3 separate regions of the Mus musculus genome follow, and all the other regions are linked to region 2. The links are chromatin loops, found by intact Hi-C in ENCODE. Cell type or tissue: gastrocnemius. All regions are shown on one strand.

Region 1 (8,000 bases), 870 kb after region 2:
CAGGGCCAAGAAGCAGGAGTGAGTGGGTTGGGGAGCAGGGTGAGGGGAGGATATAGGGGACTTTCGGAATAGCATTTGAAATGTAAATAAAGAAAATATCTAATAAAAAAAGATTCTCTTGCATACAGCAAATAATAATACAGCCAGAATAATATATTTGTTCAATAAATAACTGGAGGAAATTGGTGGAGAAGAATGTGTGGGGTGGAAACCAAGTATCCTGCAGTTTGAGATGCCAGCTAGACACCCACACAGTGGGCAGGGGCAAGGGCTCAGTTAGTAAAATGCTTGCCATCAAGGCATGAGCGCCTGCATTTGAATCTCCAAGGCTCACACGAAACATCAGGTGTGGTGGTGTGCGCCTGTACCCCCATCAGGTGTGGTGGTGTGCGCCTGTACCCCAGCCCTGGGGAAGTCAAGACTGAGGATCACTGGAGCTTGCCAGCCAGCTCATCTTGCTGAATTGGTGGGCTCAGTGAGGGTGGGGCTAACATCAGCCTCTGGGCTTCATATACACATGTGCACATGCAGACACATATAACACACCAGAGAGGGAGAGGGAGAGGGAGGGAGGGAGAGGGAAAGGAGAGAGAGAGGGAAAGGAGAGAGAGAGAGAGAGAGGGGGGGGGGGAGAGAGAGAGAAAGGGAGGGGAGAGAGGGGAGAGGGAGGGAGGGAGGGAGGGAGATGAAGAGGGAGATGGAGGGAGGGAAAGGGAAAGGAATAGAGAGAAAGAGAGAGAAAGGGAGGGAGAGAGAGAGACACAGAGACAGAGACACAAAGAGAGAGAGAAGAGATCACCTGTAGGCAGTTTTAGCTTGGCTGCAGCTGTAGATTTGCGAGGCATTAGCAAGCACACGGCGTTTGAATCTGAGGCTGGAGGAAGTCAACTAGGGAGGGAAAAACAGTGGCCTAGCATCTACCAAGGAAGAAGAGAGGTCATCTCAAGGACAAGACAGTCCATCATCTGTGTCGCTGCCACTAAGGAGTCAAGCAAAAGGCTTTGACAACATGAGCATCCCTGGTAGCCTTGCTGTAACCAGCTTGGCAGGCATGAATATTCTAAACAGACCCTTGTGTGCTTCCCTTCGGCTACCAGACCCTTGAGACAGCGCCACCGCCACCGGTGAACAGACACTTCCCCGGAAGTCTCACGCTGGGAGGAGGAGAGAGCCCAGAGACTGTCGCCCGCCAGAGTGGGAATTTGTCTCCAGAAGAGAGACTTACAGCTTGTCAGACCACCTCACAGAGAGACCAGAGGCAGGGCCACATCCACAGGGACTGCTTAGCTATGCCTACCGCTCGCCCTCCCAACCGAAACCTCATTCTAGGCCCCCCTAAGATGGACTAAGGGTTAGGGAGATCACTGGTAAGCTGTGGTCCTCTTCCCAGTGTGGTCATATTAAATCAATCTCTCTCTCTCTCTCTCTCTCTCTCTCTCTCTCTCTCTCTCTCTCTCTCTCTCTCTGAGAATGAATGGCTGAGCCTGGCTTGATGCACTGTCCAGGAATTATGCTCTAACCTAACAAGTGAAGACCAGAAGGGACAAGCCCCAAGAGTGAGAAAGGAGCAGAAGAGAGACCAATGAGAAAACAGAGCCGGTGGCACAAAAAAGCTTCCGGAGGTGAAGGGAAGGCGGGGGGGGGGGGTCCCTAACAATGGAGAACAGTAAAATTAACTGGTGGGGACATGGTTAGAGTTTGAACAGCAGACACCAGAAGGGGTGGAGTTACTGCACATCAGGACCCGCAGTGAAAGTTCCAAAGCTCTGAGTCTCCCAGGGCTTCTTTACAATCCAGCAAACCTGCCCACCCCACCCCACTCTGAGCTTGGGAATGCCAGGGGTCGCTTGCCACGAATGCAAATCATCTCTCCCGATGGTCCTGTTTTCTTTACTATAAACCTGGAAGACATCCCAAGAACTGAGCAGCCATCCCTGGGTTCCCTAAAGGATGACAGCTTTAGCAGCCTTTGTTGAACTGCCTTCAGGATGCAAGCTTCCCAGGGGCAGGAGCCACCACTTAGCTACTTAAACCCAGACTCTCAAACTAACCATTTTCTCCACAAGAAATCACAGCAAGAAATGACCACCTTGGGGATAATAGAGTTGAGGGGGCAAGGAGGAAGCACCAGGAGACCTACAGTTCGACGGGAGGGAGAGGAAGAGGGAGAGGGAGAGGGAGAGGGAGAGGGAGAGGGAGAGGGAGAGGGAGAGGGAGAGGGAGAGGGAGAGGGAGAGGGAGAGGGAGAGGGAGAGGGAGAGGGAGAGGGAGAGGGAGAGGGAGAGGAGGGAGAGGGAGAGGAGGGAGAGGGAAAGGAGGGAGAGGGAGAGGAGGGAGATGAGGGAGAGGGAGAGGGACCTCTGGCCTCCTGGTTTCCATAGTTCCCATTCTGGCCTTTGGGGACCAGTGATGCACAGAGCCCTAAGAAGGATGGACAGGCTCCTTCATTTTCCTACCCCTTGGACATTTCAGGAAGCATGTGCTACAATACAACGTCACAAGCCTATCAGGAGAAAAGCAGCTGCTACCTGGGCAGGTGTGCAGAGCACCACATCTGGGCTTAGCATATAGACTCCTGCCTGACAAAGCCCCCTCTCTGGTCTTAGAAAAACTGGTCCTGAGATCTGAATTCACACCCCAGTCCCTGGCTGGTTTCGAAAGCAGACCTTCACAGACGCCATTCCTATACTCAGGATGGATTTAACAACTCTGGGCTCTACAGGATAACCAGGGAGCAAGTAGGTCACAATCCTGCTTCAGTTTTCCAGGTGGGGAGAGGGAGGCTCAGAAGTGAATTGACTGTGACACTGTGATGTTCCAAGGCCCCTTCATTTGCCTTCAGGCCACACAGTCTCCATGGCTACATTGCTTAATGCTTGTGGTTCCCAAGGGTGGTTCCCTTTATTGTCCCAAGACCCCTCTGGGTTGGAGGAGGATCTTCTGAAGCCTGGAAGTTCCTCAGCATAGTCTTTCCAATTCTGAAGGACCTGGTCCTGGAGCACGGCAGGTGCCATCTTTACCAGATCAACTGTGCCCACGTTCAAGAGTCTATCACCATTAGGCTTGTTGGTGAATGGCAGTCCCTCACAAAAGGAGTGGGTGGGGAGAGTCATTGGAAGTGGAGAGGGGTCCTGCTGGAAGGGCTAGGCACAGAGACTAGGAAAAGCTAACAGGAGGGTGCTCCATCTTGCAGTCTTGACAAGGGAGCTCCCATCCACACTAGCCACAAGCCTTCCTCTGAGGCTACTTTATGGTCATTGACCCTCCTGCCTGTAACCAATGCTTTACCAATGACCCTAATAAATTCATTGACTCCCAGGATGCATTTTGGCAAAGCAACAGTTTGGTTCGTTCTTGGGATCTTATGAGACGGGGTAGGCATTGCTTACAACTCCCCAGGAGAAAATTCTAAAAGAGACTCTTCCTTCCCTGCAGGGTGGCAAGAATGGGCACCTGGTCATGTGGCCACAGCAAGACATCTAAATACACACAGTATAGATCAGGGTGGTTTAAAATAAATTTTGAAAGCAAAGCATCATGGTATATGTCAGTCGTCTCAACTTCTCAGGAGACTTAGGCATGAAGATCTCTCTTGAGCCCAGGAGTGTGACACCAGACTGGATAACATATGGAGAACCTGTCTCTTTGCAATTGAAAGGGAAGACGATAAAGAATAAGGTGGTGGGCCATAAATTCCAGACCAGCACTGACCGTTAAAACTACAATGTAAGCTACATCTGGGACTTTATATTTTCTTGTATTTCTTAAAACACGGAAAGGTGCAATTAACTTTAATAGCCATTATTGATGCCATATAACTGAAACTAATCATGTTAGCACATTACTAATATAAAACAACATTAGTGTCATACTTTTATATTTACTTTTTCATTCCAATTCCTTAAAAACCCAGTATGTGGCTCTAACACCCACAGCAAGCACATCAGATGAGCCACGTGCTAAGTGTCAGATGGCCCGCATGTGGAGACAGGCTGCTGTGGGGAACATCTGAGGTTGGCAGTGGCCCATCCTGGCTACAGATTCTGGTTTCATTGCTGGCCTGTGTTGCCATGGCGAGGCCACACCAGCTTGTATACCACCAGTTTCCACCTCAGTGGTCCATACTCTTAGGCCAGGTCAGTGAACTTGGCTTCCCACACGGTCAGTCCTGCAGTACTCCTCCTGCAGAGCAGGTATGGAAAGCCACTGTTGTTGCTGAGAGCATGGAAGGCAGATAGAATCAGGTCAGGGGAAGCCCAGAGAAGGAGCTGTGAGATCCGCCCCGGTCCCTCACATTCCTGTCTCCTGTTTTTCACTCCTGTCACCTTTCCTTCCTGGTCCCCAGGCATCCTTCAAGAGCAACTCAGGTACCATTAGAGAAAGGGAGCAAGGAGAGAGACGGGGGTCCCTGAGGCAGAAAAAGGCGAGAGACAGGAGTGAAGGAAGAGAGGAACCAGAGAGGAAAGGGGCCAGACCAGAGTGGAAAGGGAGGGAAGAGAAGTGGGGTACAGGGAAAGCTGGCACTGCCTCAGAGGGTTAAGCACAGCTGCACCAAAGGACCCCATTGATAGCAGCAAGGGCAGCACAGATGTGGCTGCTCAGCTAACTCGGGGCGTTCTTTCTACTGTCCTCTACCGCCCCCTCCTGGACTCCAAGCTCAATAACCACGTTAATCAGGAAAGACAGAGTGAGGTTGGAAAAGCTCAGGAATGAAGAGTACTGTGCAGTTCCTAAGACCCCAGACAATGCAGAGTGGACACAGCTAATTTAAAAGACACATGGAAAAGCATGTAATTCCAGTCCTAGAGCTCCAGACAATGTGGTGCTGTGCTTGGCCTGCGGGTGGGGTGACAAAGGCCTAGCTCCTGTTCTAGAGGTTACACGGGGTGCGTCCCACATTGCTAGTCCTCCACTATGCCACTGAGCACCAGAATTATGCAGATCATGGTGCCGGGAGGAAGATGCCTTCAGGGAGCATGGCCAGAGCAATGCACAGTTGCATCTTCATGGTGCAAGATAGTGAGGGCCCCACCGATACCCCTGAAGGAGGCTCAGCATGCCAGTCCTTCTGAAGCAGCAACCATTAAGCTGACCATCATAGTGAAAACCACCCACCTCCAGCTGATGAGCACCAAACATGTTGGGAGCACGGAGATTCATACTTCCCTTCTGTCTAGCTTCAGTCAGCCCCAGAAGAGGGTTCATGTCCCACACTGTCCAGGGGTGACTTTGTGACTTCCTGAGGCCAGAACCACTATCTCTTCTTCAAGATCCTCCTACCTGTGGGTCCCTCTGCTCAGCCCCTCACACACACACACACCCCAGTCTACACTGCTTCACTTTCCACAGATGACGGCTCCATAATCCCACTGAGCTGAAATTATTTTAAGTCAAAAAATGTATTGGCTGTCCACCAAACATTGTCACTTAGCCCTGTCCACCTTCAACATGCTTAGAACTCTGTAGACCACACAGGTGAGCAAGCCCATGGTACATGAAATGTGTGTGTGCTCCAGAGAGTTCCTATATGTGCAGATGTTCATACACATCTGTGCACATTCATATAGGGCCAGAGGTCAGCTTTGGATGTTGTTCTTAAGGGATTATGACATATGTGCGAGGCTTCCAGATCTCCTAGAACTGGGGTTACAGGTAGTTGTGAGCTACCCTGTGGGTGTGAGAATTGAACCCTGCTCTCCTAGAAGACCAGCCAATGCTCTTAATCACCGAACCTTCTCTCTAGCACCTTGTATTATTCTTTTAACATCCCTTTCATTTCTTTCTTCCATAATCTGTATTATTTTTTTCTACCTACTGATTTGGGATTTAACTTGTTCTGCTTTATCTAGGACCTTGAGATAAATTATTAAGTTGTTTATTTAGAATCTGGCTTTTTAGATATTTATTTAATGTATGTGTGTGTGCATATGCACTCATGCAGTCATGTGCCCTCTCATGCACACATGCCATGCTGCACATGCAAAGATCCAAAGACAAGAGTCGGTTGGTTCTCTGCCTCCACCAGAACTCAAGCCATCAAGGCTTGGCTGCAAGTGCCTTTACCCTCTGAGCCATCTTGCTGGCCCAAACATTTATTTTTTAACATAATCACTCATAACTATTTTGGGACTCCCATTGCTGTAAGTTAACCATTCTGATAAGTCCTTTTCACTTTCATTTTATCCCAGGAATTCTTTCAATCCCTCCCTGATTTTTCCAAAGACCCCATTGTTCATTCAATCACATATTGTTTAGTATAGTGTATTAGTAGTTTCTGTTACTACTGATATCCAAATGTGTTTCATTGCAATCTGATAAAATTGAAGTTTTGAAGGTTTGGAGAGTTTGTTTTGGTTGGTTGGTTTTGTTGGGAGGGGTTTATTTGGTTTTGTTTTGTTTTGTTTTGGGGTTTTGGGGAGGTGTTTTTGCCAAGTCTTGCTCCATTCAATGTTCTGTGGCCAGCTGCATGTGTATCCACAGCTATTGGGTAAAATATTCTGTAGATGATTTGTAAATACATTGGATCTATAGTGCAATTTAACTGAAAGAGTTTTGGGCCTGCATTATCTATTTGGGTTGAAATCCCACACTATAATATCCAGACCTATCAGTCCCTTTACTTCTAGCAGCGCTACTTCGTAAGATTGATTTTGTCAATGTTTGTTGCATACACATTTATACTAGTGATATCTTCTGAATGGGTTTCCCTTTATCAACAAGCAGTGGCTTTGACTATCTCTGATTAATTTTGTCTGCAGTTTACATCACCAGGTCTGAGGGTAGCACCTTCTGGTTTTTTATAACTTGCCATCTTGACTACACCCATTCACTCCGTCTGTGTATGTCTTTGCCTGTGAGGTGTGTTCTCTCACAGAGGATGAGCACTTAGGCTTTGTCTGGCTCTTTGCTTTAGGTTTGTTTGCTCAGCCTGCTACACTGTATCATTAAGTTGCTTACTTTGCTTTAGGTTTGTTTACTCAGCCTGCTACACTATATCATTAAGTTGCTTATGGAGAGGGTTCCTGTGGTTCCGTTGGCCATGTTTTTCAGGATTGGTTCAAATACTCTTTATTCTAATCTATTCGAACTTGACCCCTAGTCTACGGTCTTGGATATGATTGAGTATTTCCTAAATCTCACTTATCCATTGATTCTTCCCATAGAACCTATTCTTGCCTATGTTGCCCTGGCTGAGATAACTGATGATCACAAACTGCTTAATTTAGTGCTTGCCTGATGAGGTCTTTATTTCCTTATCAATTTTTAAAGATCACTGGATATAATAATCTCTGTTGGCAATTATTGACTTTCAGGGCTTAAAATATATCACTGCATGAATTTCCAGCTTTTAAGGTTTCTTGGTGTTACTCTGATGAGCTTTCCTTCCATCATTTAACGGTCTTTGTTCTGCAGTCTTGGCATTTTAAGTGAGTGTTGTAGAGTTCTTTTCTGTCTGTGTCTGTCTGGGGTCCTAATGGTTACTGTGCTTGCCTGTCTGTTTCTTCCCTAGGCTTGAGAACTTTTCCGCTATAATTCAATGAATGAATAGGGGTTCTATGCATTCATATTTCATCTCAATTCCTTCTTCTGGCTTCTTGGGTTGTGTTCTGAGTGTATGTGAGCCTCCCACATCAGTCTCCTGAGTAACACAGTAACACACTTGCACACAATTGCATCTGATCTAACCAGAATAGCTTTTAATTTATTTGGTTATAGGTTATTAATTATATAATAGATAGTAGTTTATGTATGGTATATTTTTGCCTTGGGGATCATGCAATCTGAGCAAATGCTCTACTATTGAGTCCTATACTGTTCTGCTATTAAATCACATCCCCAGCCCTTATGTAATAACTTAACATTAATTTAAAGGTTATTGAAGAATGAACAACCCTAATCACTATTTTTTTGAGCATATGTCAAATTGTATCAAGCTCTGTGGTCAATTAGCTAATTCAACTTTCACGTTAGGACGCGAATATTCTTATCCCACTTTACTG
Region 2 (8,000 bases):
AGGCACAGTTGAGTCTCTGGATTCAGCTATGCATGAAGGCCATCTCTAAGTAGGTTCAGTTAGACTAGTCATCATAGTTTGTCCTGTGCTGCCCCAGGCTGCCGTGGTATGAACAAAGAAGCTGCCTTTCCCACTGCATCCAGTGGCCTCCTCCTGTGACTCCCCCTTATTGCTGGCCCAAGCTGGGCAGGACTCACCTTGCCGGTCTGCAGGGTGGGGAGGGTGTGAGTGGTAGAGAGTCTGTTGGCTTTGCCGGATGGCAGCAGTCAGTGGGAGGTCAGCCTGCACCACCCATTCCTGGTTGCCATTGAGCACCGTCTCACCGGGCATGGCGAGGGAATGCCTCTTGGGGACATCCTTGGTCAGAGTGGCTAAGGACTGCTTGGCCTGGAGTAAGAGCAGGAGAAAGGAAGAAGAAAATGTAACCAAGAGGGACCTCTCGGGCAGCTGCCTGGCACCTCTTCTCACCATGGCAAGAAGGCCGAGAATTCTACTTCTGCACCAGTGAGCCACCAGAAAGTGATGCAAGTCTCACCCACGCTCAGTAGGGTCTCACCTTCAGTTCCCACTAAGAGCAAGGTGAGACCACATATGGGGGAACCCAAGTGCGGGCATCACTTCTGGGTTCTGGGTTCTCCAAGGACACGTCAGGACTCTCTCTCTCTCTCTCTCTCTCTCTCTCTCTCTCTCTCTCTCTGTGTGTGTGTGTGTGGTGTGTGCCCATGTATGCACATGCTTGTTTGTGTGACGGTTGTACATCAAGATGACAGTATTGCTCCTCAGGAGCCACCCACCTCGTTTCTTGAAACAGGATCTCTCTCTGAAGCTTGCCAATGAGATTAAAGCTGTTGCGCTAGTAAGTCCCAGGGATCCTGTCTCCACTTTAACACATTGTGGTGGTTTGAAAAGGTATGGCCCCCGTAGACTCATGTGTTTGAATGCCTGGCCATAGGGAGTGGCACTATTAGGAGGTGTGAAGTGTGTCACTGTGTTGGCAGGCTTTGAGGTCTTCTATGCGCAGGCTCTGGCCAGGGTGAAATCAGAGCCTCCTCCTGGCTGCCTGCAGATCAAGGTCTGATAGGCCTGAGGAAGAGGTGTAGGGGGTGTCCTTGGGTAAACCTGGGAGAAGGCAGGTCTCGGCCTGAGTTTGGGAAGAGTGGGGGTCATGGGCAGAGAAGTCAGCCCCAAGGCTGTCAGGAAAGCACCCAAACACCCCATGATGCACAGGGCAGCCCCACCATGATGCACAGTTAGTTATCCGGGCCCCTCTGTTAGCAGCTGAAAGCCTGGGCCGCCATGTAGAAAGCAGAGCACAAAGCATTAGCTCAGAAGAGCCAAGCTGGTGGAACACAAGGCTGGTAGAGCCTGGGCTTCAAGGTACAGGCCTGTTTTAGGGGAGCCGCCACAATTCTGGGTGCTACACGTGGGTCAGCTCGGGGCAGAGAGAGTGCCTCTGTGAAGGGCACAGGTCAGAGACAGCTTAGCTATGAGTTATCTTCTTACTCCCACTGTGGGAAGTGGGATTTTACCAGACAGGTTCTTAAAGTTTGCTGGCTAAGAAAGGGAGCTTGCATTAGACACAGACTCGTGCATACTCAAAGTTAGTCCAGGTAACTCTCCAGGCTCTTTCAGGGCAGGGCAGGAGTGGGAGGAGGAAAGGAAAGGTCCATCATGGCCGCCCTTTCCTGAGCATCCCTCACACATACACAGAAAGCAGAGACCCACCCAGACCAACCCACAAAGCAAGCAACACAAGAAGAGGCCTGGACACGATGCCCTCCCATTCCCACCTGGTTTCTCCCCTGGTTGATGAAGGACCTCACCCCTAGCGGGGTCAGGAGGGGTGGGCCCTCTGTGTGGAGTGGGACGTCCTCTGTGTGGAGTGGGACGTGACTATCTGACAAGTGGGAAATCCCCTTAGGCACCAGACATGGGAGCGTCTCAACTCTGCCCACATAGAACCTGATTTTATTTTTTTTCTGAGACAGGGTTTCTCTGTGTAGCCCTGGCTGTCCTGGAACTCACTCTGTAGACCAGGCTGGCCTGGAACTCAGAAATCCACCCGCCTCTGTCTCCCAAGTGCCGGGATTAAAGGCGTGAGCCATGAAATCTCTGAGAAAGATGGCTCACTGGGGCTGTGTGGACCATCTCCCACCAGCAACAGACACTGTTTCCGACTGTATCTCTCTCACTGTGTATGAGCCAATGCTGGGAGCCCCTCTTGAACCCTGACCTCGCCCTTCTTCTCTTTTCTTGGCCTCTACCCTCCTTTGAGCATCCTGATCCTGGAGCACTGGGCTCTTGGGAATTTCTAAGTTGGGATGATTAGGCTCACATGACCCAAACCCAGCTAAAGCCAGACATGGCCCCTGCTGTAATGGAACCTTTGTGTGACCTTGAGCACATGCCCTGCCCCCAACTTCCTACTGCACTTGTGGGTCCTGACTTCCTTCCAGAATCCCTGTGTGCTTCTGCCAGGCAGATCTGCCCTCGGCTGCCTGCAGTCTCAGCGATTTCCACTCTCAGAGCTGGCTCCTCAGGTCAGCCTGGGCCTCATAGCAGAAAGGTCTGGGGCTGTCCTCAGCACAGCCTGTTTGTGCTGAAGTCTGTCACGTGGTAAAGGGGATGAGGAGGATGTGGAGTCAGAGGGACGCCTGAAGGAGGTGGGGCCATCATGAGTCCCTGTAAGGCATCCTCCCTCTTCCTCTAGGAAGATGTTGCCTGTGACAGAGCTCTAGGCCCCCCAGCAGCAGAGGGTCCGAAGCTGCAGGGAGGAGGAGGGGAGCTTAGTTTCTGGCTAGAGGAAAGCAGGCTGTATACCTGTATATTGGGAGCAGAATCTAGGGGACTTATTTCTTAATATAGGGAACATCAGAGAACAACTAAGATGCTGAGGCCAGGGCTCAAAGCACCAAGATGTATTCCATCTGTCCACAGGGACTGTGGTGAAGTGGGCACCCAGGGTCTTTCCCACCCATCCCTCTCAGGGCTGCAGGAAGTATCCACTTGAGATGTCTTCCTGCCTTGACAGCCTTCACCACTAGGGGTCAGCATTGCACAAGGCAGCTGCCCTGCTCTGGGTGGCTATATGCTGAAGCAGGAGTTTGCAAACCATCAGGTCAGTGCAGCACACAAATGCAGCACTAGCTGTTTCCCTGTTCCCCTTACACCCTCCCCAGAGCCCTACAGGGCATATGCAGGGATGGAGGCGCCAGAGGTCAAGGTCTGTAAGTGCACTGTTAGCTAACGCTGGCACCCTGCTGGAGAACATATCCCATTACTAAAGAGTCACACAAGGGAGGGGGACTAAGAGAGACCGCGTGCGTGCGTGCGTGCGTGCGTGCGTGCGTGCGTGCGTGCGTGCGTGTGTGTGTGTGTGTGACACACACTGGGTCCAGGGGGGCTTTCAAAGGCTTTCTATCTTTGTGTGTTCTGGCTATACCTAACTATGTCATGAGAAACATGAGTGTATATACACAAATAGGTAGATACTGTTATTTGTAACCCCGGACTCTGAGATGTTAACATTCCTAGATATTTTACCAAAATAATATGATTATTTTGGACCACAATATGCCTTCCCATTGCCCCACATTTTCGAAGTCTGTAGGGACATGTGGCCAAGTGAGGCCTCCCAGAAAGCCAGTGCTCCTGGGCTTCAGGAGGTCCCCAACTCAGGAGTGTCACACAGCCCACTGCTCTCCCCTTAGCCTCCTTCTCCCTCAGGGGCTCTGAGTGCTCCAGGCTGCTCCTCCACAGCCAGTGCCCAGTGCGGGCTCACCATGGCGAGCTCCGCCTCCAGCTCCTTCATGCGGTTGTCCTTGAGGTCCAGCTGGGAGCGCAGGGCCGCAGCATGGTCTGTGGCTTCCTTGGCCTGCCGTCGAAGCTCCCACTTCTCTCGCTCCAGCAGGTCCTTCTCCTTGGCCAGTGCTTTGACTGCGTCTTCACTCTCCTGTGGTGGGGATGAGAGGGGGGGATGGGTTGTAAAGTGGTGGTGGTGGTGGGGGGGAAGGGCTCATCTGGGTGGGCAGGGGAATGGGGAATCCCAAACACAAGGCTGAAAGCCCTGGTGTGAGGTGGGAAAGCTATGGGGTGGTCACCTTGGACACCCCCAGAGACCACTTTCTCGATGAGAGAGCATGGCAAATGCTTGCCTCTATTCAGAAAACGGGGGCAGGGTGAAATATATATGATTCTTTTCAAGGACAGAACAACCTCATGTGGAGAAGGCACAGTAGGGTCTGAAAAGGGTTGGAGTGAAGGAGACTCTGTCATTTAATTAATTAATTAATTAACTAATTAATTAATGTATGTATGTATGTATGTATGTATGTATGTATGTATCTATCTATCTATCTATCTATCTATCTATCTATCTATCTGGTTGATTGCTTTGAGGTGTTCTGTTTTGTGTTTTGAATCAGGGTCCCTACAGAGCCCAGGCTCGCCCCCAACTCTTTATGTAGCCAAGGATAATCTTAAACTTCTGGTTCTCTTGCCTGCAATTCCCAAGTGCTGGCCCGGTTTCTGCTGTGGTGCTGGGGACAAAGCCCAGGGCCTCCCACCCGCTAGGCAATCACTCTGCCAACTCCGAATGCCCAGCTCCTGCCCGAGGAACTGTGTCAAAGCTAAACAGGTACAGGAAGACACCTGAAGCGGTGACCGCCTGGGCTACCACAGGAGCCTGCTGCCACCCTACAAGGCGACACTCAGTCTCATGAGGAAGAAACTCCTCCTGCCACCAGCCAAGGCCTCTCTCCGTTTCCTGTACGAACCATGGCTGCCAGGGGTGGTGCCAGCCAGGTGTAGGGCAGACCCTGACCTCTGAACAGGGGTGGTATTGAAACTGCTGTCTTCTCAAGAGGATGGTCCTTGGGGGTACTCAGCCCATCCCACCAAACCACCACATCTAAACCAGATCCAAGGTCTCTACCAGCAAGGCCAGGAGGCCAAGGGGTACCAGCTTTTCTCCGTGAATGTGGCTTCCAGCATGTACAACAGTGTCGAATGTTCTAGAGAGAGTCCTGGCTCTGCAAATACCTGCAGGTCAGCATGGCCTCAGTTTCCCCATCTGTCCTGCATGCATTTTGAGATAGCCTTGTGACCTGGGGCTTTGCCAGCAAGCTCCTCACTCCCTAGGATCCCTCTTTATACCTCCTCTTCCAAGAAGCCTTCCTGGAACACCGGCTTAGGGTGACAGCCTAGCGCTCTCTCCAGCCAGTCCTTGCTCACACCTGACGCTCACCCCACCAACAGAAACGAGAGGCAGACACAGCCAGATAATGCTGTGCTTGCTGAGGCTATGCTGAAGAAACAGACCTGGAGAGGAGCTGGGCAGCCCTGGGAGCTGGCTGGTGACCCTGAGGTAGGAGGAAGACTCACTAAGACCCTTTCAATCCTTGTTATCGCTGAGGTTTCGCCTGTTCTGCTGGTTGCGAGCAGCCTTGGGCTGTACACTAGGTGAAAAAGGTCTGTGGGTATTTCAGTGTCTCCACGACACTGTTCCCAGGCAGAGGCCAACAGGCTCAGCAGTAGCAGTCACCAAGAGTCCTGGGCAGTGCTGCAGGCTCTGCATGCATGACTCTTACTTGAACTTCGCACCCACCCATGAGGTGGAGACTCCAATTATTCCTGTTTTACAGAGAGGTAAACTGAGGCCCAGAGGATAAGCACCCTCAGCCCACTGCTGATCATGGAGGAATCAAAGACAGAACTATGGAATTCCTTCCCCGGGGATCAGAATTTGATAGGGCCTAGGGACAAGTGCCTGAAACTCACAAGGGCAGGATAAGGCTACAAGGCTAGATCATTATGGCCTTGCAGGCCAGGTCAGGGGTCTGAGATGGGCAGTGACGAGAGGCTGCAGGAGACTGGGTGTGGTGGGGTGGTGACGACAGAGTATCTCAGACTCAGTACCAGGATTATCTCGAATCCAGCTTGGAGCTGGCTGCCTGGCCTGCTATGAGGACATCTCCAGCTGGGTTTGTGGACAGTCCCCAGCTGCACTCAGGGGACAGGGCATGTGTCTTTGGCACAGTTTTCTGCGATGTCGGAACTCTGAGAATTTTCTGGACAGGCCAAGTCTTATCTTTGCCAGCAGCTCTGAGTCCCTGCTGTCCCCACCTGCTCCAGCTGAGGCCTGGGGAGGTTCCAGAAAAAGCCAGTGGGCCATGGCAGGTTGAGAGCCTGCAGCCCAGTGACTGGGGAACCAGCGAGGAGTTCTAGTAATGCTACTCACTTCCTTAAAACATAAAATGCAAATGATGTGTTGGTAACCAGACACAAGTCGTGAGAGGCTGGATAAAACCAGGGCTGGGGTTTTGGTTCCTGCACGGTGTCAGTAAATATGTGGGTAGAACGCCTGCCCAGGTCACATAAGGGGCATCCCAAGTTCTTTCTAATTGGTGTTGATCAGCCACCAGCCTCTTGAGCATCTTAGTCTTGCTGTCTGCAAAGTGGGCCTGGGTGACACAAGCCATTCAGACGCTACACCCCTGGCTTGCCTGAATGCATGCATGCCACAGCAACAGTGCGGGGGGGGGGGGGGGGGGACATACAGAGTACGCAGATGACACCTGTACTGCTGCTTAGAGCCATTTGACCTCAGGAAGGAAGAGTTCTGCATGCCAGGGATGTGTCAGAGAGTCACCTGCAGTGAGCACGTGAGGATAGTGTCAATTCCAATCTAGCCTCGGCCAACTGGCCTCTAACTGCAGCTCAGAGGTGGCCTCCTTGACTGGGCCCATCGCACTGTCTGCCACCACTGCTACTGAAGACCCACTGGGCCCTCCTGTCCCCAAAACTGCAGGCTGAACTGTTAGGTTTGAGTCAGGAATACCACTCACAGGCTTACATTCTGCCTGCTTGTGCCCTGGCTGGTGGCACTCTTTGGGGAGCGTGAAGCCTTCAGGAAGTGGGGCCTGGCTGGCAGAAGTAGGTGGAGTACTAGAGGTAAAAGCCTCTGAGGTTTTTAAGGCTGCTGTCGCTCCAGCCATTGCTCTCTGAATCCGTTACATTTTCCTCCAGCCTTTGTGCTCTGCTCCCTGGTTGGTCACGTGAGCACCTCTGCTGCATACTCACACGGCTACTAACTTCCCTCCATGACGGTCTGAAACCATGAGCCCAAATAAACCCTTCTTCCCTCAAATTGTCAGGCACTGTAGACCCAGTGACACACAGGGAAGATGCACATGGAAGAACACTTCTACTTCAGGTCCATGTACACAACTCAATGGCAGCCCTGCCCACATGGCATATGGAGGACAGAGGTCAACTCATAGAAGCCACTTCTTCCCTCCCATCATGCGACTCCCAGGAATTAAACTCAGGTTATCAGGCTTAGCAGCAAGCTTCTTTACTCACTGTGCTATCTCGTTGACCCATTTTTTTTCTGACCTGCACAACAGTGGGCGAAACACCTTCTCAATAGTCGCTCGTGAGCAATGGACTCTAACTGGGGCAGGAGTTCACCCTGCATACTCCATACAGAGTCTCACTGACCAAATCCATCACGTAATTAGAAACTCCTTCTCTTTCGCAGAGCCCAGGGTGGTGAATCTCAACTGTCAACTCAACAGGAAATGGGTCTCTAGGGGGCTCTGTGAGGGAGTTTCTAGATGGGGTTCACTGAGGTGGAAAGGCCCACCCTGAATGTGGGTGGCGCCATCCTATGGGCTAGAGGTCCAAACTGAATAAGGAGACCGTGAGTGAAGCATCCATCTCTCTCTGCTTCCTGACTGCAGATGAGATGTGGCCCACCACCTCCCATCTCTTCCACCACTACGGACTGGACCATATCTTCCAACTCTGATCCAAAACAAACCCCTTCCCCATGAAATTGCTGTAATCAGGTGTTTTATCATGAGAAAAGTAACTAACAGAGAGCCCAAGTCTTGAGGCACCTCCTCCGTGAAGCCCTCGGAGAGCCCTCTCTGTAGACAGACCGCCCTGCTGTCTCTCGATGCTCCTGGCTAACTCTGCCCACTTCCATAATGTGGTTA
Region 3 (8,000 bases), 94 kb after region 2:
TTGCTTTTCTCCTTCCACCCTTTCGTGAGTTCTAGGGCTAGAACTCCAGTCACCAGGTTTGCAAGGCAAGCTCTTGCTCCACCACGCTGTCTCTCCAGCCCCTTCTATTTATCGGCAGGGTCTCATGTAGCTCAGGCTGGCTGAAGATTTCTGATGTCACCAAGGGTGACCTTGAACTTCTGACCCTCCTGCTTCTACCTCCCAAGTGCTGGGATCCCGGGCCTGTTTTTATGTGATGCTGGTTTTGAACCCAAGAAGTCAGTCAGGCAAGGTTCTGCTAATCCCTACAGAATAGGTTTAACTGTGGCCATACTAATTCCAATAGCATACACCGTAGCCACATGCTATGGACTGTGAACCTGCCAAGGGTGTAGGTCTTGACAACTGCTGTTTACTCCCCTTCCAGCAAGACTTCAGAGAATCTGGAGACTTGGGCTGCAGTGTTGGCGCCCGGTCTGGTGGGTGACCAGGGGAACATGGTTGTTTAATTTTACATCTAAGCGAGCAGAACATTGGCTTAGAGAGTGTGTAGAGGGGTCTAGCGGGCCCAATACTTTTTCATGTGTGTTTGTTTTTTAAAATGGTGTCTCATGTAGGCTAGGCTGGCCTAACATTTGTTATCTAGCTGAAGCTAGCCCAAACACCTTATCCTTCTGTTTCCTCCTCTTGGGTGTTGGGATAAGAAGTATAAGCTACTATGTCCAGCTTTTTAATCTCTGTCTTTTTTATTCTTTCTCTTGGAGGTGTGTGTGTGTGTGTGTGTATGTGTGGATGTGTGTGTGGTGTGGTATGTGTGTGTGTGTGTGTGTGTGTGTGTGTGTGTGTGTGTGTGGTGTGAGGTATGTGTGTGTGTGGTGTGTGTGTGTGTGTGTGTGTGTGTGGTGTGTGGTGTGGTGTGTGTGTGTGTGTGTGTGTGGTGTGAGGTGTGTGTGTGTGTGGTGTGTGTGTGTGTGTGTGTGTGTGTGTGTGTGGTGTGTGTGTGTGTGTGTGTGGTGTGAGGTGTGTGTGTGTGTGGTGTGTGTGTGTGTGTGTGTGTGTGTGTGGTGTGAGGTGTGTGTGTGTGTGGTGTGTGTGTGTGTGTGTGTGTATGTGTGTATGTGTGTGTGGTGTGGTGTGGTGTGTGTGTGTGTGTGTGTGTGTGTGTGTGTGGTGTGTGGTGTGTGTGTGTGTGTGTGTGTGTGTGTGTGTGGTGTGGGGTGTGTGTGTGTGTGTGTGTGTGTGTGGTGTGGGGTGTGTCTGTGTGTGGGTGTGGTGTGGTGTGTGTGTGGGTGTGGTGTGGTGTGTGTGTGTGTTGCAATTATTAACAGGAAGTACATTAGTCTCCTCCTGCTGTGTAACAAGTCATCCCAGACATAGTGATACAAAACATGGGTGGTCAGGAGAGGGGAGCAGGCACAGTAGGGCATGTCAGAGGGTGGGGGGTGGGGTGGGCAAGGATGGAGTGTGGTGGGGGCGGAGGGGGGTGTTCAGCAGGCCACTGTGGTTCTAAATCACTTGTAGGTGGCAGCAGTGTGCCTGCTGCGGCTGCTGTCAGCTCAAGGTTCACCTGGAAAGCACCTGTTTCCAGCTCACTCCCACGCAGAGATTTGGTTCCTCCTGGAGGAATCCCAGAAGCCCCTGCTCTCAGGGTTGCAGCCTGTGCCCCATAGAGAGCTCTGAAAAAGAGCAAAAGCCAGTGTGTCCTCACGTTAGCAACGGTACCCATCACCATTTTCCTATCCTATTCATGGGGTGCATCACTAGGTCCCTTGTGCCCTTGGGAAAGACTAAATGTTAGTGTTGATACAGCAAAATGGGGGTCACGGGGGACATTTTGGAAGCTTCCCACCACAGGAAGCAGAGACACCATTTCTGGAAACCAAGAGCAAGTTTCACGTCTCAGGCCATATATTTCAGCTGTGCGGCTTTGGCCTCGCTGACTGATGCTTGTGGTGGCTGCTGGCTGGATTGACCAGAGGCTGCTGGGAGCTGAGGTGACTGTCAATCTCTGAGCTGTGCCTGGCTCAGTGGAACCTCAGCTCCTGCAAGGGAAGGACATTTCTTAGGAGAAGCTAAGTAATGAGCCAGAGCCATCGTTCCTGAGATACAGAGTCCCTCTGCAGCTGCTGTCTCCTAGGGACTCCTGAGGGACTTTGAAGCCCTTTGGCAAGCCCTGGGCTGCCTCTGTGGCTGAGGCCACAGGTGGGGGACAGTGTTGATCCTCTCTCCGTTCCTTGGCGATCCCAGCAGGGCTCTGGGGCACAGGTGCAGCAGGAAGGATTAGATGGGATTTTCTCCCAGCCCTGCTCAGACCTGGTTCTCAGTGGGTGAAGGATTTGACCCAAACTCCCCTTCACCATCTGCCCTGTGAGCTGGAATCTTTTGTGAGTCTGTCACAGACTCACCATGCCCCGTTGACAGTCTCCTCGGGGTCCCAGATGCCCTGGCCATGGTCTTGTTCCTTCAGTGGTCCCCAAAGGGTCTGTCTAGAGGCAGAGGCTGAGGCCCATCCCTGGGCAACAGAGGGCATTAAAGCATTTCCCAGGATGTAGCTGGCCTCTGTGTCCACTGTTCAGTTGTTTTGAGACAGGGTCTCATTACGTTCTTTTTAAAAAATATTTTTATTACCGTGTGTGTGTGTGTGTGTGTGTGTGTGTGTGTGTTGTGCCTGTGGATACATGTGTGAACTTGTGAAGGTCAGAGGGCAGCTCGTAGAAACTATCCAACTCAGGTTGCTCTCAGGTGTGGTGGCAAGCAAGCGACTTCACTTGCTGGTAATCCCCCTGCATCTACTTCCCAAGTACTGGACTCTCAGATAGGAACAACAACAGTCTACTCCGAGTTCCATTCTTTCCAAAGCAGCGCCTCACGCCCAGGCTGGCTTTGAACATGTTGTATTGCCCAGAACGACATTGAAATACTCTTCTTCTGCCTCAGTTTCTCCCCGCTGAGATTTCAGACAGGAACCATCAAGTCCAACTCCCTCAAGTTGATTGTTGTTTTTGCTTTTAGTTTTATGTTTACATTTACTAGACAAGCTCTCCTTTTGTACCTCTCACTGGCTTGGCCCTAGGTAGGCCAGGCTGGCCTTGAACTCACGGAATCCGGTGGGCTCAGCCTCTTAGGTTCTGGAATTAATGGTATGCACTTGTACTAGGATGCTCAGATTTTTTTCCTTTAAATAGGCTCTCAGTAGCCTAGGATGACCCTGAACTCCTGATCCTCCTGACCCTACCTCTCAAAGGGTGAGACCGCAGACATGAGCCACCACACTGGGGCTCCAAGATGGATTCTTTCCACAACGAGAGGATAAATCTCTTCCTAATTGGGGCTTCCTATTATTCTTCTCCTCTAAGTCTTGTTATGTGTGGGTCAGGAGGTTTCCAACAGAAGTTTAAAAGACAGAGGCTTTTCAGAACAAAACCACTAAAGAACAAAAGATCTATGTTACAATAACATTGGCAAATATTTATATAGCACTTAACATTCATTAGACACCACTTTGTATGCTTTTCATACAATAGACCCCCTCTCTCAGGGCTAAGGGTACTGTCACCAGCACAGAGAGTCACTTACCCAAAGCCACACAGCCACTGCCTAATGGAACTGAGACTCAGACCCATGCAGTTTGGCTGCACACTAACAGCCATTGTATGAATTTGGCAATAGGTGTGATAAACTAAATATTTCATCACCCCAGGGACCGTGCTCACTCATCCCTGAAAAGCCACATATATCCCCATGTTCTGGATAAGAAAACAGGGTGAGAGGGATGGTGGATGGATGGGGGTTGCTGAGGGGACCTGCCCTCTACACAAGGGCATGTTTCTTTCCTCAGTGCTAAGGTCAAGCCCAGGGTCTCACAAATTCTAAGTAAGCCCTCTGCTACAGCCTGCAATCTCAAACCTTGCACACTCGTGAGCAAAAAGTCAGCCACTCCTGATGCATGGCTGCCCCCAGTGGTCAAAAGGGGAACTGCACCTCTCCTCTTAAAAGCTCTGTGTCCCGGGGCTCCTGCGGGCCATACCCCAGCTAGTGTTCAAGAAGAGATAATGGTTACCATGGCAGAGGAGAAGGCTTAAAGATCTGCATACAGATGTCTCACACCCTCACAAACAGCCAGGGGTGGTAGTGTAGTCGCAGGAAGACCCCGGGGATTGCTGCCAGCCAGACTTGCAGAACCAGTGAGCTCCAGTTCTGTGACCAAGAATTATCCAGTGGGCATGCACCATGCACCTGCACACACGTGCACCCACATAGACACATACATAAACACAGAGAGTGCACACACATAAAGATACAAGTTACTGTTGATAGAGTATTTCCACTTCTGTGCTCGGTCTTACTGAGTACATAATATGCAAATATTATAAGTTTATTAGTGGATATACATGATCATTTTTGTTAAAGGTGATCAATAATATTACACACACACATCACTTTAGTCCCCATTTAGTCCCCAGCCTAGATCTATAAGTAATATTATAGTCTTTATTTTTATCAATGAGGAATAACAAACTTCAGAGAGGTTAAGCAAGTTCCTTTTAGACACATATCAAGAAAAAAAGTGAAAGCGGGATTCAAACTCAGGAAGCGTGGTCTGTGCACCATGCAGTCTCCCATTCACCATAATTACTCCAGCGGAGGCACAGAGGCATGGAAGGATGTGCCCAGGATCACATAGCTTCTAAACCGAGACCAGTGCTTTAGCTAAGTGCATCTTCAGTCACTCACTGACCCAAAAGCAAGTGCCACTCCATAGCCAGGCCCTGTCCTAGGCCGTGGAGCTGCGTCACTGTGAGACTCTGCCCCCTCCCTCTCCCCAGGATACTCAGTATAGAAAGTCAAAATGCTTAAAGCTTCGCAGGAGCCAACCTATGATCTCAGAGACCTTCCTGAGGTTGGAGGTGAGCCTGCCGTTTTAACAGTGGCCACTGGAGGCAGCAAAGAGTCAAACACAGCCAGTGCCCTGGAGAGGTTTTCTGAGTCCCCAAGGGACTCTTGCAGCTGGTATAGAGGTCTGCATATGTCTCGCTCTGATATGGGAGGCAGTTTCACCTCTGGGGTATGCGTGCATTGTGATGTGATGGTGCGAGGTTGGGGAGGGGAGTTGCGTGAAGGTGTGGGGTGCGGGTGTGTATGGGGGGAGGGTAGTGTAGCACTTCAATGGAGACCCTGTGGTGGAAAACAACACTCTTCTAGAAGCTGGTAGATGAAAGAGAGGAAGAGGAAGTGAGGGGGTCGCATAACATTCTTCTAAGGAAGGCCTCCATGACTGGAAGCCCCCAGCACAGCTTTCCATTTCAAGGGTCCATCTTCTTCCAGAAGCACCATGCTGGGAACCAAGCATCTAGCATAGGGGCTAAGCCAACCATAGCAAGGCAGGCGATGGCACAAGGACCCAGGACAGGTCCCAGCAACACTGGTGGTTCCTGCTGAGTTCTCAGCACTCCTGAGCTCTGCCCAGTTGGCTGGGCTCTGTTCCCGCCCCCCCTGCAACCCCACCCCCTGCCCCGTCTCGCCCTCCCCATGCTCTGCCTCTTTGCCAGTGTCACTGCTGTCACCATGACTTGCAGGAACACAAGAAACAAAAACACACTATGTGGTGTTGGTGCTTAGGAAGTAGAGGCGGGAGGGTCATAAGTTCAAGGTCACTCTGGGCAACGCAGAGGTCTTCGGGTGGATAGGAGGCAATAAGACCTCCAGTCTTCCATCAGCTCTTGCCCTTGACTTAGGAGTCTGCTCGCTGTCCTGGGCTTGTTTCCTAAGACGCATGAGGAGGTTAGAAGACCTATGTATTTGGCATGGATGTTGCATACAGAGGAAAGAGGATTATGGGTGGGACAGCCCATGTCACTGTAGACAGCCAGCCACACAGGCAGTCAGCTTCAGAGCCTGGACAGTAAGAGTCCATTCACCCCTTCAGCCTGCATTGTTTAGAGTCCATGCCTGTCCTTAACCTGACCCTGGTACGTGGGATGGTCCTGGTCCAATGCTGAGATGAGAAATGACCATGGGTGTGAGGGCTGGCAATGAAGCCTAAGTTGGTAAGTGCTTGCCCGGTATGCACCAAGACCTGGGCTCCAGTCCTAGTACCACATGAAAGTGGGCATGGAGCTATAAGCCTGCAATGATGCCCTTGGGAGATGATGGCCGAGCAATTAGAAGTTCAAGGTCATCCTTGGCTACTTAGGGGGTTTGAAGCTAGATTGACTCAAAGATAAGAAATAAAAAGAAGGGATGAAAAGAATGAAAAAGAACAGGTATGGAGAGGAGTTTGGTCATAGATGCTGAATTGCCCCTCTCTCCTAGAGTCAGCTCCCCAGCGGCTCTGAGCATGTTACAACAGAGGAAGAGAGGCCTGCTTCTTCTGTGGGAAAAATCTCCCAGCTCCCTACAAACAGTAATTAGGCACCCCCCCCCCCCCAGGAGTGGTTTGGCTGGTCAGAGACAAAGCAGTGTGGGTAAGAGGAGATTGGAGGTTCAGAGAGGTTCAGACACTTGGCGGGTGGGCACACAGTGAATCCAGGACCCACCGGAGGTTGCTTCTGGAATCCCTGAGTCAGGAGTCCTCAAAGTGTGGCCGTGGGACCTGGGGCACACATCTGAGCCCACACAACTGCTGCTAAGATGAGATACAGCACCTTGGCCACACCTGGGCTTCCTGAATGAGGAGCAGAGGGGGTGGGGTCTAGAAGCCCCCATCTAGACAGCTATGACTCTAATGGGGCTGAGGACCACCTTTTTTTTCCCCCCCTTGGACGAAGACCTCCCTATGCTTTGCCCCTCCCAAGTGGGCAGACCAAGGCAGAAAAGCCAGACAAGGTCACATTCCCAGAGGTTGTGGGCTCAGAGTTATATAACATTCCTTCCTGCACAATGACAGTTTCCTGTATTCAGAGTCCAAGCTGGGGGCCTTCCTCACCGGGAGGCCACCTGCCTGGGCTCTGGGGAGGCCTGCCTGCACACGCCTGAGTCTCTTTCTCTGTAATTAGGGGCTGTGCATGCCTGCCACCCACCCACGGATGCTCGGGCACATCAGCCATGGTTGCTCCCGCTTCTCCAATCCTGAAGGCAGAGCCCAGCCCGCCCCCGTCACCTCTGTACATGAAGATGACACTTTGAAATCTCGGGCTTTGGTAACTGCAGAGGCCCCGGAAAGGGCAGGAAGGAGCCAGGCTTCACATCCATGGGCTGCACAAAGGGCTTTTCCCGAGTGCTGGCCCATCATTCTGCTCTCTGGACAGGGGAAAGGGGTTTAGGTTCTCAGGGCTGGAGACTGACCTGGCCCCTGGTCCCAGTGGGACTAATTAGAATGTGTTCTAAATTCTTTTCCCCTGAATCACCCTCCAACTGTCTTTGAAATGGGTTTCGGGAGGCAGATTTGTTGAACAGATATTCAGGAAGCGCTGACATCCCCCCCACCCCCCCACCCCCCATGAAGTTTCCCAGACAAACAAGCAAGCATGTGTTTAGTTTGGTGCAGTGTGAGCTAAGCTGCATTCTTTTGGTTTAGAGATGTGACCTTTGGGTAGAGATGGTTTCTGCCACACCCAGGAGCCCATGGAGCTGATTCAGGGATTTTTGCAGCTGTAGGGTTTGGTCAGATCCTAGCCCCTGTCACTGGAAGGTAGGAGCCAGCCTTAATGGAACTCTCTGTCCCCAGGGCCTAATGTGAGCATTTATCCTTACTGCTTTTATTATTATTATATTGTTTTTCTGAGGCAGAGTCTCATGTGGTCCAGCCTAGGGTAACCTCTCTGTGTAGCGGAGGATAACCTTGAACTCTAAATCCTCCTGCCTCCACCTCCCAAGTGCCAGGAGGCTGATGTGGACCCCCATGCCTAACACTCATTGTTCTGTGTTCTCTCTGTCGGGGATTCTTGGATCCCTGGACCCCTGATGGGTCCTTTCTGTGGCACCAGCCCTTCCCCCATCTTACCTAAAGACAGTCAGTTCATGTCCTGATGAGACACAAAAGTATTACTCTATGCCATTCACATGGGCCTCTACCCCATCAT

What was found. Hi-C counts contacts between places; a loop is a spot of excess contacts. Peaks named below come from ENCODE experiments on the same cell type or tissue, not always from the same donor. Only the 100,000 strongest peaks of a DNase experiment are listed, where the experiment ranks them.
Region 1: it touches region 2 in a loop (15-fold over the local background); 21 of 42 quality-filtered maps call a loop at or near these places.
Region 3: a loop joins it to region 2, with 7 times the contacts of the local background. A loop is called at or near these places in 25 of 42 quality-filtered maps.

What each region holds. Positions count from the first base shown.
Region 1 is chr4:143,016,828-143,024,827 of GRCm38, forward strand. No RefSeq gene overlaps it. Among named protein-coding and RNA genes, the nearest start is that of Mir7021, 120 kb to the right of the region's middle. In gastrocnemius, a CTCF peak has its summit at 4,637 (motif pointing left); DNase peaks (open chromatin) are centred at 4,038 and 4,612.
Region 2 is chr4:142,150,649-142,158,648 of GRCm38, forward strand. Kazn (kazrin, periplakin interacting protein) reads right to left here. Exons shown (of 18, transcript NM_144531.3): 7 at 3,782-3,952; 8 at 198-387. Among named protein-coding and RNA genes, the nearest start is that of Gm35581, 28 kb to the left of the region's middle. In gastrocnemius, no CTCF peak of the experiment used is centred here; DNase peaks (open chromatin) are centred at 3,049 and 6,100.
Region 3 is chr4:142,244,660-142,252,659 of GRCm38, forward strand. No RefSeq gene overlaps it. Among named protein-coding and RNA genes, the nearest start is that of Gm35531, 10 kb to the left of the region's middle. In gastrocnemius, CTCF peaks have their summits at 3,948 and 4,905; DNase peaks (open chromatin) are centred at 2,240, 3,943 and 4,908.